Regions from separate parts of the Homo sapiens genome. Here region 2 is linked to region 1. A link is an interaction called in ENCODE POLR2A ChIA-PET data of the cell type or tissue named here. Cell type or tissue: Caco-2. All regions are shown on one strand. Each heading gives the region's core, and the rest is flanking DNA. Links, peaks and the distances in the headings are about the cores only. Region 1 overlaps LOC105369165 (a long non-coding RNA gene). Region 2 has its middle 260 kb from the start of CHAC2.

Region 1 (7,469 bases), core at 1,606-6,605:
TGGCAGTCTAGGAAAACCTCTATAAGGAAGTAACATTTGACTTGAGATGTGCATGAAAAGACAGAGCAAACCAAGGAAGGATGTAGAGGCAGAAGATTCCAGGATGAGGAAAAAGCAAACAAAAAGGGCAAAAAGCCTGGAGGTAGGGCTATCCGCATGCCTGCGGATAGAAGGCTAGTATGAATAAAGGAGAACGTGCTATAGGAGATAAGAAAAGCAGTCATGGGAAAGTCCATGGAAGGCCCTGTGAGCCATGGTAAGGGCTTTACATATTAAGTAAAAAGATAAGCTAGTAAAATATTTTCAGGAAATAAGTGACACCCATTCCATCATGCAATATTCATTCAGAACCATCAATATACCAGGAATTCATCTAAGCTGAAGATATTGTAACTATAGGCAAAAATTCCTGTCCTGATCTATGGGGATGTCCTTCTAGCTGCTGTGGAAAGGATTTACATGGGAACACTATTGGAAGCTGTGGAAGCTTACAGCAGTAATTCAGGCAAGAGACGGTGATGGTTCGTCTAGGGTAGCAACAGGGTAACAATTTTATTTAATCATAGGTTTCCTGGGAGCATGACATCCTTTAACATTATGCTGCCATACAGTAAATGTCCCCAAAATTATAACTTTTATTATTACAGAACAGCCAAGTGGATAACTCCAAATTTCACTGATTGTAGGGGTAAAAAACTACCACCATTCATTGGTTCCAGAAGAGAGGAATAGAAGCTGCAAATAACTGGCTATTTATTAAGAGTAACTGGCACAGCTAAGATAAGGGTAGAAACTGACAACAGGAAATCTTCACATTTGAACAGTGATGTCTCAGCACCATTTATTTTTCTCTGGATGAGGGAAAAACATAAAGTGGAGGAATGGAAAAGGACACAAAGGTTGGAGTGGTGGGATTAATAATAGCATCCCAAAGGCTGATGCGTGCATTTATTGAGGACATTGAGGAAATTACATAATCAATTCCAAATTGTTGTTTAAGAAAATACAATACTAGTTAGGATTTTTTTTATCTCTTCAATGGAAAGATATAGATATAGACACAAATATGTGTACATACACACACATGAAAATATGTGTTTATTATTTTGCTGAAACATTCCAAGTAAACAGCAGATACCACCACTGCCCCCAAATGCTTCAGCATAGATATCCTAAGACTAGAGACACGTGCCCACAATATTATTATCAAACAAAATTTACTAATATAATTAATGCATAGTCCATATTAAATTTCACCGTTATTCCAAAAGGGATTTTAAGGAGTTTTTTTAAGTCCAAGATCCAATTAAAATTCCACATGATATTTACTTGTTAAATTTCTTTTAGCTTAAGCTGACAATTCTCTTTGAATAAATTATGACATTGAAGGTTGCAAAATGCTGGTTTTTAAGTATGTCATTTCTTCTATACTTATTTGCTGGTTTTTAAATGATGTTTTGTTACAAAAACATTGCAAATACATTTTAAATATCAAGAAAATCAAAAGAAATTCATATGACTAATTTTTCTATTAAACAGGGAAGATTCCTGTGCTGATTATTTGTTAGTTTTGCCAGCCCAATATGTTCTCTCTCTCTCTCTTGCTTTCTGTGTGTGTGTATTGTTTTTGTGTATGTGTATGTGCATGTGTTTTGTTTTTGTTTTTGTTTGCACCATTTCAGATAGCAAAACCTTAATTTTCTTTTCTTTTATGGGATCCTTACCATCCTATTCATCTGTTCACATGGTTTGGAGAGGAGGGGAATTTCCCTCCTTTCTTTTTCCTTTTTTGAGACAGGGTCACGTTCTATTGCCCCAGCTGGAGTGCAGTGGCACAATCTTTGCTCACTTCAACCTCCGCCTCCCATGTTCATGTGATTCTCCTGCCTCAGCCTCCCAAGTAGCTGGGATTACAGATGTACACCACCACATCTGGCTAATTTTTGTATTTTAGTAGAGATGGGGTTTTGCCACCTTGGCCAGGGTGGTCTCTAACTCCTGATCTCAAATGATCTGCCCACTTCAGCCTTCCAAAGTGCTGGGATTACAGGCTTCAGTTACTGCACCAGCCCCTCCTTTCAACTTTTAAGGATAGAGACATAACCCATGACTGACCAATTAGAGAATTCTGCATCCAAGTCCACAGAACAGGGATAGGCACATGACCCAAGTGAGGTAAAGGGTTTTGTTGGAATTATTAGAAAGGAGATGTTATCTTTCTCTGGCACTGTTAAATGCAGAATAAGTAAGTCTGGAATTATAAATAAATAATTCATAATTACTGAATGAGACCAGCCGATCTGAAAAAGAAGAAAAGGAAAGCATTATCAACACAAGAGATGGACAAAGAAAAGTTGAGGATTGAGGTCATCAGTCAAACCCTTGGACCCAACCACTCCTGGAGCTGGTCTACCTCCAGATCTTCAGCCAAGTTAAGCAGTAAATTCCCTTTACAGAAAACACACACACACACACACACACACACACACACACACACACACACATTGAGTTGGGTTTCTGTCTTTTGCACCTAAATTATCCACCTAATAATACACTTATTAATCTTTATAAAGTTTAGACTGAGTAAGGCCTTTGATCCAGTCTCCTGGATTCATAGGTTAAAAAGTTCAGCTGCAGAGAAATTCTGAAAACACGGAGACTGCACAGCTAGTTAGTTGCAGAACCACAAGCAAAAATCAAGTTTTTAGATTCTCTGTTTAGTGTTCTCTTCTACCCTTTGTTATTTGGCTTCAAGTTATATTTTGCGTGTGAATCATAAGAGTTATGCACTGATGAATTAGATTTCGCCAACATTTGTGTAGGCAAATCAAATAAACCAGAAAAAAAATTTTCTTCTGAAAATAGTAGACCTAGCATTTTCTTTGAGCTTAATAACTCCTATCATTACTGAAGTCTTTAATATCTTAGCAATAGCCAAGTTCAAAATCCTCCAACCAAGAAAAACATAAACTATGCTACAATGTAATTCATGCCATGAAATTTCTATAGAAAGGAAATCACCTTATAATACATTGACTATTATATTTTCTATTATTGCTGTCCGCAAATATATTCTATTTTACAGGGAATTGTAACGTAATGAAATGTCATGTTATTAGCTATTAACAATATAACTGATTCAGATATTTGCTATTTTTAAAAGAAGAAAAATTGAGTACATTTGAAAGTTCTATGTGATACTACTTTTTAAAAATCTGTGATTATTATGATTTTAATTTCCCCAATATATTGTATATCTCTTTTTTTAACCTAAGTCACTTATTTGAAACACTGATTTTGTACATGTTATAGTAATTTTCCTTTAATTTCCCTAAAATCATTGGAATAAAAACATAATATCTGAAATAATCACACATACTCCAGCAATCAGGAAATCCAGTATTTATGTCAGACTCAAGAAATAACACCATTCCTTTCTGCCTGCACTAGGGAGCAACATGAAAATGGCCATTTATTTTGTTTTGTCATTTTCCTGAGCAGGGTACCCACAGGGTACTTAAATAGTTGCTTTCCTTTTTTGCCATCTCTCCAGGTTAAAAACAAAAATATATTCAGCTACCAAGAAATTAAATAGGTTATTTATGTTTCACTTGTCAAATCTATATTTCCAAATATCCCCTGAGCCAGATTTGCAGAGGAGTAAAGGTAGGGTGGAAGATATTTTATACATATTTAATTTGTTATTCTAAAGAGGTACAGTTCTTTTTTCTGTTAGTTTTCTTGGGCCTCTACGGTGTCAGTAATAATGGCATAATCGTGCTTTGAATGCTTTCTATGGAATTCCACAGGTTCAAATGTCCGAGTTGAGTGCCTTTAATTTTCCAGTAGGAGACTGTGGCATACTGGTTCATCTATACAATAAAAATTCTCTACAGTTCTTCCCACTGCTCCCCATCCCAAATCACGCTACACATGTAACATCTACACAGATGACAGATTGCTAGAACAAGACCTGATCAACTCTTCTTTATTTTAGGGTTTTTTTAATTTTAATCTTTGATTAAAGCTGACCACCGGGAACATTTTTATCTAGCAGAAAAGTAGTATTAGAATATCTGAAGGATAATAACTTCGCTTAATTAGATACTTTTTTCTTACATAAATACTCAATCAACAATAGCTCCATGTCAGTTTTATTTCTTGCCCACTTTCAGTATAAGGTAACTTCTGTACCTGTTGTAATGCTGCTTCTCTTGCTTATTTCTAGTCTCAGTTTGGTATTTCTTTCTTCCTTTTTTTTTTTTTTTTTTTTTTTTTCTTTTTGAGATGGAGTCTCGTTCTGTCACCCAGGCTAGAGTGCAGTGGCGCAATTTCAGCTCACTGCAACCTCCGCCTCCTGGGTTCAATCAACTCTCTTGTCTCAGCCTCCCGAGTAGCTGGGACTATAGGTGCATGCCACCATGACCGGGTAATTTTTGTATTTGTTTAGTAGAGACGAGGTTTCACCATATTCATCAGGCTGGTCTTGAACTCCTGAGCTCAGATGATCCATCCACCTCGGCCTCCCAAATCAGTTTGATATTTCAATAGTCAGAAACTACATGGAAGGGAAAGGAGGTAGCTGTTATAGTCTTTCTGATGAATAACATCTTAATCATATGTTAATGCATGAAAGAAAATGGGAACTCTGACAATGCCAACTTTATCAAACCAAAAAAATTCCATCAGCTACCTACAATTTAAAAGGTGTGTTCCACTAATGGATATACTTATGGCTAGACATTCTGACAATGTTCACCCTGAGAACTTCAAATGTCTTACATAAAATATCTTTTTTTTTCTATTTTTTATTTTATTATTATTATACTTAAAGTTTTAGGGTACATGTGCACAAGGTGCAGGTTCATTACATATGTATACATGTGCCATGCTGGTGTGCTGCACCCATTAGCTTGTCATTTAGCATTAGGCATATCTCCTAATGCTATCCCTCCCTCCTTCCCCCACCCCACAACAGTCCCCAGAGTGTGATGTTCCCCTTCCTGTGTCCATGTGTTCTCATCGTTCAATTCCCACCTATGAGTGAGAACATGTGGTGTTTGGTTTTTTGTCCTTGCAATACTTTACTGAGAATGATGATTTCCAATTTCATCCATGTCCCTACAAAGGACATGAACTCATCATTTTTATGGCTGCATAGTATTCCATGGTGTATATGTGCCACATTTTCTTAACCCAGTCTATCCTTGTTGGACATTTGGGTTGGTTCCAAGTCTTTGCTATTGTGAATAGTGCCACAATAAACATACGTGTGCATGTGTCTTTATAGCAGCATGATTTATAGTCCTTTGGGTATATACCCAGTAATGGGATGGCTGGGTCAAATGGTATTTCTAGTTCTAGATCCCTGAGGAATGGCCACACTGACTTCCACAATGGTTGAACTAGTTTCCAGTCCCACCAACAGCGTAAAAGTGATCCTATTTCTCCACATCCTCTCCAGCGCCTGTTGTTTCCTGACTTTTTAATGATTGCCATTCTGACTGGTGTGAGATGGTATCTCATTGTGGTTTTGATTTGCATTTCTCTGATGGCCAGTGATGGTGAGCATTTTTTCATGTGTTTTTTGGCTGCATAAATGTCTTCTTTTGAGAAGTGTGTGTTCATGTCCTTTGCCCATTTTTTGATGGGGTCATTTGTTTTCTTGTAAATTGGTTTGAGTTCATTGTAGATTCTGGTTATTAGCCCTTTGTCAGATGAGTAGGTTGCGAAAATTTTCTCCCATTTTGTAGGTTGCCCGTTCACTCTGATGGTAGTTTGTTTTGCTGTGCAGAAGCTCTTTAGTTTAATTAGATCTCATTTGTCAATTTTGTCTTTTGTTGCCATTGCTTTTGGTGTTTTAGACATGAAGTCCTTGCCCGTGCCTATGTCCTGAATGGTAATGCCTAGGTTTTCTTCTAGGGTTTTTATGGTTTTAGGTCTAACGTTTAAGTCTTTAATCCATCTTGAATTGATTTTTGTATAAGGTGTAAGGAAGGGATCCAGTTTCAGCTTTCTACATATGGCTAGCCAGTTTTCCTATCACCATTTATTAACTAGGGAATCCTTTCCCCATTGCTTGTCTTTCTCAGGTTTGTCAAAGATCAGATAGTTGTGGATATGCGGCATTATTTCTGAGGGCTCTGTTCTGTTCCATTGATCTATATCTCTGTTTTGGTACCAGTACCATGCTGTTTTGGTTACTGTAGCCTTATAGTATAGTTTGAAGTCAGGTAGAGTGATGCCTCCAGCTTTGTTCTTTTGGCTTAGGACTGACTTGGCGATGCGAGCTCTTTTTTGGTTCCATATGAACTTTAAAGTAGTTTTTTCCAATTCTGTGAAGAAAGGCATTGGTAGCTTGATGGGGATGGCATTGTATCTATAAATTACTTTGGGCAGTATGGCCATTTTCACGATATTGATTCTTCCTACCCATGAGCATGGAATGTTCTTCCATTTCTTTGTATCCTCTTTTGTTTCATTGAGCAGTGGTTTGTAGTTCTCCTTGAAGAGGTCCTTCACGTCCCTTGTAAGTTGGATTCCTAGGCATTTTATTCTCTTTGAAGCAATTGTGAATGGGAGTTCACTCATGATTTGGCTCTCTGTTTGTCTGTTATTGGTGTATAAGAATGCTTGTGATTTTTGTACAATGATTTTGTATCCTGAGACTTTGCTGAAGTTGCTTATCAGCTTAAGGAGATTTTGGGCTGAGACAATGGGGTTTTCTAGATATACAATCATGTCATCTGCGCACAGGGACAATTTGACTTGACTAAGCATTCTTTAAAGTACATTTATTGCTCAACATGGATAAAAAGACTTGTCTGAGGCCAAAATCTTAGTGAAAAGAGAATCCAAATAAGTAAACACAGCACTGACGCTTACTTTTGCCTTAGAGCCTTTAGCCAATTTTTGTTGATGTTGAGCTTTTATTTTCAATGGATGGGGTTGGAAAGATGGTAGTGGAAAAGGAGACATATCTTAGGAATTTGCCAAAAGAGTCTAAACAGAAGATCCCCACATTCAATTGGTATCCCAAATACTCCTTAGTGTAAAGATGATCAGAAATAAACCTGCATCTCCCTTTCAAGGGGGAAGCATGGAAAATTGCCTGTATAAAATCTTAGCACTGGGTTACAAAATATATTTCCCCTGAAAATGCATGTCTACAGCTAACTCTCGTTACAGCAGGTAGCAAAAACCTTCAATTCCATAATTTAGCTCAAACTAATCCTAGGTGCTTAATACCCTCAGGTGCTTGTTGAAAGCAGTAGGAAATACATTCTAGAGGACCAACTTTTGACCCACGTATCAAAGGATTTCAAATGATAAATTTTCCAGTAATATAAACACAGTGAATATTCACAAAAGTCAAAAGTAAATAAGACACCATGAGGAAAAAAAAAGCCAACATAAACAAATAAAACTATAAAGACTCAGATATTAGATATTTTACAAAATAGCTAGTA
Region 2 (7,469 bases), core at 1,175-6,174, 520 kb after region 1:
CAGGTTTGTTACATATGTATACATGTGCCATGTTGGTGTGCTGCACCCATTAACTTCTCATTTACATTAGGTATATCTCCTAAAGCTATCCCTCCCCCCTCCCCCGACACCACAACAGGCCCCGGTGTGTGATGTTCCCCTTCCTGTGTCCATGTGTCCTCATTGTTCAATTCCCACCTATAAGTGAGAACATGGGGTGTTTGGTTTTTTGTCCTTGCGATAGTTTGCTGAGAATGATGATTTCCAGCTTCATCCATGTCCCTACAAAGGACATGAACTCATAGAAATTGGGGGATTTTTAAAGCCCCTGACAAAATAGACATTCAAAAATTGGCACCCTTCTTTCCAGCCTGGCGTTGCCATTGCCTGCCATATGACTTTGGGTAAGGTATGTACCTCTCTCAAGCATAAGCTCCATATCTATAAAATGAGGAGGCTGGCATTATGGATTCTAAAGGCCTCTTAACTAATGCTCTCTGCTTCTTCACCCTGTTGATGCCTTTTCTTTTCCAACACCTATGTTTTGCATTTTAGAATTATCAGAACAGCCTTCTGCCAGAACAGGCTGGGTTTTTCTTCTGTCTTCCTTCCATCTTTCTATTTTTTTCTACAAGTATCTCTACCAAATAGCTCTGAAAGAATTTTTAATGATATCATAGCATAGCTATACTTTATGCACATTAAGGGAAAAGATGGACCTCATTAGCTGAGTTGATTCCCTACCTCCCCCACTTCAATTCTTGGGGTAAAAAAAAGCAGTCTTAAGGGTTTTTAGACATGCTTACGAAATCCAAAATATCCAATCCAATCCTGGGAAGCAGGCTAAAATACACTTGACCTTCCCTGGAAGTGGGGTAAGGAAGCATGTAATGTTCCACGGAAAGTAAACCACTAGAAGAAAAACACAATTTTAAGATATCAAGGAGACTTAGGGCTCCTTTGTCATCCTCATTTATTCAAAAGAGGATTTTAGAGTCCAAAGGAATGAAGTTTTTTGCCTGATTGATCAATGAATCCACACAGTCAGAAGTGATACCTAGTAATACAGTGATCTCACTTTAATTTAAAAGGGGAGAGTGTACCCTGTCTCGTGGTTGCTTTTACTGTAACAGAAACAGCATCAGACATGATCTCTAGAACTGTAATTGTGCCAATGTGATTGTGGGATTATAGGTGACATTGGGCACACTGCTACATTTTTTTACATCTCATTTTCCATATAGCCAAAGAGGTTATAATAATACTGACCTCCTCTTGGGACTATTAGAGGAATCAAAAGTATAATAAAATGTGTCAAAGAACTTTCAAAGCATAAAGCCTTTTACAAATATAAAATGCTTTCTTATTAGCTATGCACATATCTACCTTTTGCCAGTTAAATGAGGTCAGGCTGGCTCCCCACAGGCTTGCGCCCCACTTTAAATGGAAATTAAAACATACCCTGCCCATGGGTTCACACTCCAATCACCTACACCGGCTTCTTTTGAACATCATTAAGCAGACAACTTGAAATGTATCATTCTTTCTTTTGAAACCTGCTCATCACCTGACCATCCAGAATAGCACCTCAGGAACAAAAGGTTTAAAACATGAACAAAATCTTCCAAAACCCAAGGTAATTTTAACAGAAGCCAGGGAATACTTGATATATATACCCTCTCCTCTCTCTTGAAACTTAAATGACAAGTGCCCAACTACGCATGCTGAAAAGAAGACTTTGCTTTGAAATATTCCCCAGGGACTAATGTCTTCATACAAAACAAGGCCAGAACATGCCATGATTTGAAAACATTTACAGTTGGCTTTGAGGAGAGCCGGTCTTGTTGTTGAGACAGCACTGGTGTAATAGAAAAAGCAGGGGCCTGGGAGCTAATTATCTTAGTGCTAGGCCTTGGCTTTGCCATTTTCTCAGACCACTTACTTATTTTGAGCCCCCTGAAGTCATGTAATGTAGCTCTGCCGCAATATCATTGCAAGGATTAAGCTGCATACACTCAAACTCAGCAAAGGATTAAATTGCATACACCTAAACTCAGTGGACTTCAGACGTTCACTGATTTAGATTTAGAGTGGACCTGAGCAGTCTCGAGTTTTTAAAAGAACCCCAGACAATTCTTATGCAGCCAGAAAAAAAACAAACAAACAAACAAAAAAAAAACATTGCCAAGGAAGCTGGCTACGCCTCATCAGCCTCAGATGGTGAGGAATGGGAGGGAGGCAGGGAACAGAGACCAAGTCCCAGCAGCCTACCAGCGTCCCAGCTCACTGTCTCCTCAGGCTCTCTCAAGCCCCTCAATTCTAGAGAGGGCCACCTTTACAGGTACAGCTTTCTCTTCACTCTGGATAACCACTCAGAACCGTGCATATCCTGGCTCTTGTCCACTTAGAATAGACCAGCAGATGTTAAAGCTCAAGCTGCATCAAACACTTCCTTTAGCACAATAGTATTCTCCCTGCCAAGCTTTCTTATCCTCCCTCACAACCCCCAGGTTCCCAAGATATACATGAAAAAGAACCCCCATCTCCAGGCCTGACTTTGGACTATTTACCTGCATGCAAACACTTTCCCAACTCTAAGTCTTCCCACCCAGTTCTCTCTACCAGCAAGCCCTTACCATCCGTCAAAACCCTACCTGTCCTTGAAGGTCCAGATTAAATGAAGCCTTCTAAGCTTTTTCCCCCCAGTGGAAAAAGTGTTACCTCCTTTTTTCCACTTGACCTTAAGATCGAGGACTACCTTTTTTAATCTTTGTGCCTTTGGGGCAACTAGCACAGTGATATGCACATGAGAGTTGCTTAATAAAGATTTGCTCAGTTTGCAAATTATGAGACATATTAAAACAAGAAAAGTCTCATTGCAATGGGAGGCAGCTATAGAGGAAGAGAGAAAAAAGCTAAATAAGAAAAAAAGAAGGTGCCACCCCCATTCTCCCAGTTATAGTCAGCAATTACCTCAATTATCTCTAGATTATGCACAATGAGGATTCACTCATTTCAAAAATTAAAATTTCATCTCCAAATCATGTTGACCAAATTAAGACATATGAGGCATAAAAATAGCCTGTTTACAAAGTTCGTTTTTTTGTTTTGTGTACAAAGCTCATTGTCCTACTCCATGCAACCTGATATTAAGCAGGACTTTAACCATCAGATGATGTTTATGAGTGAACATATCTAAGTCAATACTGTAAGTGTGCACAATTTTAATCCATATGTTTACCTAATTCTCATGCTCACACGGATGGTTAAATACTAAGTACATCAGGACCCCAGGAAACAGCCCATGGTTGTGCTGGACCCCTACTAACTTCAATAGGGATGGCACCAGTTTCAAAAGGACAAATAGGAGACCAAGAGCCAGCAAACAAGGCATGGGGTTTATTGAGGGAAACTTACATATGGGAATGGCCCAGAGGTGGTAGGCTGGACAGGAGAACTGCCATTCTGCAGAAAACATGCAGATTATATAGCATTTTTACTTAACACCCTCCCCTAACAACCTCCACCTGGCAATTTTCATTTACCCAAAAACAAAAGGCCTCAATCCCCTGTACAGCCCACATTCCACAGGACTGTCCAAAGGCTTAGGCGTTCCTCATCAGTAAAGAATGACCCTCTGGGTTAGCCACTCCTGGATTCCTCAGCTCAAAACTCTAAACACACATTCCAGTGTGTCTGCCATAAAGGGTCATTCTCAGCGTAGGCTTAAGTTATATACTGAATTGGCGTAGGCCATGACCTTAAGTTAAATTATTGCTGTCAGGTGCATCTGCCATACAACCACCTCAAACTGAATTGCCAAGGGAAAAAGGTCAAGCCATTCATTAATTCAGCAAATCTGCATTTAGCACCTACCATGTACCAGCATAATCATGAATCACTGCAGGAGTGGGGCCGCCATCTAAGAGAAGCATCCTGATCGTGACCAAGGTGTTCAAGGTCATGGCCTACATCAATTCAGTACATACAACCATGAAGTCGTTAGGTAAGTATTCACCAACATTTTTCAGATATATGAGGCTTATTTTCTGTTACAAACATATGATGGAAGCAAGTCTCTCGATAAATTTGGCCACACGCATACTAACATTTATCATCAAGTAATCACAAAATCTTCCACACACTCTGCTCTATCTGCTCACTGACATCCCGTGGGTTCATCATTTTAGGTAATCCAATGTGGCTTGAAAGATTCACCTGTTATGAATGAAACACTTATCTGCAGGGGTTGACAAACTTCTATCCATGAACCAAAGACCAGCCCTGCCTGTACATATTGTCCATGGCTGCTTTCATGGGACAAGGCAGAATTGAGTAATTGGAAAAGAGACCATTTGACTGGCACAGCATAAAATATTAACTATCCTATCCCTTATTGAAAAAGACTGCAATCTTGTACATTCTAGTAAAAGAAGGGACCGGGAATGGACATTTGGTTGGCCAACCAGCAATGCTTGCTACACAGATCACCTAATCATCCCACCTTGTCTCAATCGCATTTATTGTTATTGTTAAAAACTGCAACCATAAACATCATAAGGCAATGGAAATAATTCCTGATCATTACACAGCATAGTTTTACTTTTAAAAAGGTTTTTTTTTCCACATTTACAAAAATCTGCTTTCTTTCCTTACTGCAATCTTTTGAGGCAGAGGTTCTCTGATAGATGAGGAAACTGAGTGCAGGAGTGGCTGAGTGACTTGCCTAAAGTTGTGAAGTTGGTTAGTAGCAGAGCTGGAATGACCTGATTCTAATAACTGCTCCTGTGTGGCCGGGGCATGAGTAAGTCACGACAAAGCTCTCAGCCCAGACCTCTTTCTATTGGCTTTTTGTCCAAATGCTAAAATGGTTACTCTTCCAAGTCCTGGGGCCTTGGCATCTTGACAGATGAGTTAGAATGTGTGATCTGGGTCCAGCATGTCCTTCAGGCTTCCCACACTGTCTCTGGTCACAGGTGATGAGGCATCAGATAATGAGATCTCCCTAGAGGGCTCGCTAGATTGTTATACCTTATTTGTAAAAGGGTACAGAGTATCTTTAAAGAATTTTAACTGATTCATACTTCTTTAATAACACTAATTTCACCAAAAAGAGCCCTTTACATACGTCAATTAGGCTAATAAACAAGTCACTAATTTCACCTGTTATACCTCATTCCTAACATCTATTATTCTAATCAGCAAATCCTCTAGGGTTGATCAAAAATAAGTATAGCAGAAGTCCCCAGTAGCCCCATCTGGAGTATGGCTTTTTCTGATTAATTGTTAGCCGGACACTCCTGGAGCATGAACTTCTGATTAGGGCCACTGGTTTCCCCCAAACATACAGCTTAAACTCACACACATTCTTACTGTTATCCAATCTACACTAAAGTATGTAAAGTGAATTACAGACACTGTAACACACTGACATCAACATTTACAGTAAAACATGTTATAATATTCTCAAGTCACCAGGACTTGGTTCTAGCCACATTTGTAATTCCTCTATGTGCAGGCATTTTACTGAATCACAGCTTCAAATACCTTCTGATAGCTTCTATCAGTTCTCTAAAATTCAGTCCCACTTACTGAAAATGTAATGTAACTAATGCACAGCATCCCTAATTATAAAGCAGGGCTGACCATGGAAAAGGCATCGGACTCTTTTGCTACTGTAGTTTTAAACAAATTTACACTTCAGGCCAGGCATGGTGGCTCATGCCTGGAATCCCAACACTTTGGGAGGCCGAGGCAGGCAGATCACTTGAGGCCAGGAGTTCAAGACCAGCCTGGCCAACATGGTGAAACCCTGTCTCTACTAAAAATACAAAAATTAGCCAGGCGTGGTAGCATGTGCCTGTAGTCCCAGCTACTTGGGAGGCTGAGACATAAGAAGCTCGAACCCAGGAGGTGGAGGTTGCAGTGAGCCAAGATTGCACCACTGCACTCCAGCTTGGGTGACAGAATGAGACTGTCTCAAAAATAAATACACTTCAATCCCCCATGGATGATAAAGGAATTTGCCTCATGTATTAAGTCCTGAACCACAAACAGGAATATGCCTCCTTATTACATTTCGACCAGGGCGTATTTAGAGCTAGTGTCAGTAAGTACTTTTCTTTGCAAATAGGCCAGTAGGTTTTCCGAAGGGCAGAAAAAAAAATTTCTGCATTAATAAAAACAAAATAAAGAAGTTAATTCTTAAATATCACTGTTAAGAAACATGGAATTAAAACAAGAAGGTTAATATTCTAAGTCTCACTTTCTTATCTCGGGATTCTATTAATTTCACTTTTCCCATTTACCATGAACTAAATATGTGGCTTTTTAAAAAATTCCAGAAACAATATTCCCAGTCCTTTCTAATTAGAAGCCTCCAAAGTAAAATGAGAACAGTGGGAAAGTCTCTTCCTCATTTCAGCAAGCCACTGCTCACTGAGACTCCCCTGTGGTGAGACTGGGTCATTAGAAAGGAAAGAGGTTTAACTGACTCAGTTCCACACGCTTAACAGGAAGCTCCAGGAAGGCCTCAGGAAACTTACAATCATGGCAGAAAGGGAAGCAGGCACCTTCTTCACAAGGAGGCAGGAAAGAGAATAAATGTGAGTACAGGAAAAACTGCCACTTTTAAACCCATCAGATCTAGTGAGACTCACTATCACGAGAATAGCATGGGGGAAACCACCCCCATAATCCAATCACTTTCCTCCCTCGACTCGGGGGGATTACAACTCGAGATGACATTTAGGTGAGGACACAGAGCCAAACCACATCACCAAAGATCCTAAAATGGGCTGCTCTAAAGAATATCCCCATACCCAAGAAGCCACGCTCCCACCCTACTCCCAACAAAGGTAGCAAATGTTTGGTTCATTCATTAGGATTAATTTCTTGTAATACAGCCCCCCCCTTTTTTTTTTTTTTTTTATTTGAGATGGAGTCTTGCTCTGTAGCCCTGGCTGGAGTGCAGTGGCGTGATCTCGGCTCACTGCAAGCTCCGCCTCCCGGGTTCACGCCATTCTCCTGCCTCAGCCTCCCAAGTAGCTGGGAATACAGGCGCCCGCCACCACGCCTGGCTAATATTTTTGTATTTTTTGTTTAGTAGAGACGGGGTTTCACTGTGTTAGCCAGCGTGGTCTCGATCTCCCGACGTCGTGATACGCCCGCCTCGGCCTCCCAAAGTGCTGGGATTACAGGCGTGAGCCAGCGCGCTCGGCCTCTTGTAATACAGCGCTTCTCATTGAAAATACAAGGGAGATAATTTTTTACCTAGAATTTTCCATGTTTCCCATCGGCCAGTAAGGAAGACATGCTGCAGTAGTCAAAGCATTGTTTTAAAATATGTTGATACTCACATATAAATAGACGAGAAATAACAAAGCCAAGTGTCAATTTCCCAGCTCTAAATTTGCACTTAATACTGCACAAAATTCCACTCTGTTCCTTTTGCTGACACTGAAAATGAAATCCACAGACAGAACACAAAC

What was found. ChIA-PET counts read pairs that join two places held together with the same protein. Peaks named below come from ENCODE experiments on the same cell type or tissue, not always from the same donor. Only the 100,000 strongest peaks of a DNase experiment are listed, where the experiment ranks them.
Region 2: POLR2A ChIA-PET joins it to region 1 with 9 read pairs; 2 of 35 experiments call an interaction of 5 or more read pairs at or near these places.

The regions. Positions count from the first base shown.
Region 1 is chr2:52,982,859-52,990,327 of GRCh38, forward strand. All of the region lies in intron 1 of LOC105369165 (a long non-coding RNA gene), which reads right to left. Among named protein-coding and RNA genes, the nearest start is that of MIR4431, 280 kb to the left of the region's middle. In Caco-2, for the core only: no CTCF peak of the experiment used is centred there; no DNase peak of the experiment used is centred there.
Region 2 is chr2:53,502,413-53,509,881 of GRCh38, forward strand. No RefSeq gene overlaps it. Among named protein-coding and RNA genes, the nearest start is that of CHAC2, 260 kb to the right of the region's middle. RefSeq lists an enhancer at 7,243-7,469. In Caco-2, for the core only: no CTCF peak of the experiment used is centred there; a DNase peak (open chromatin) is centred at 3,619.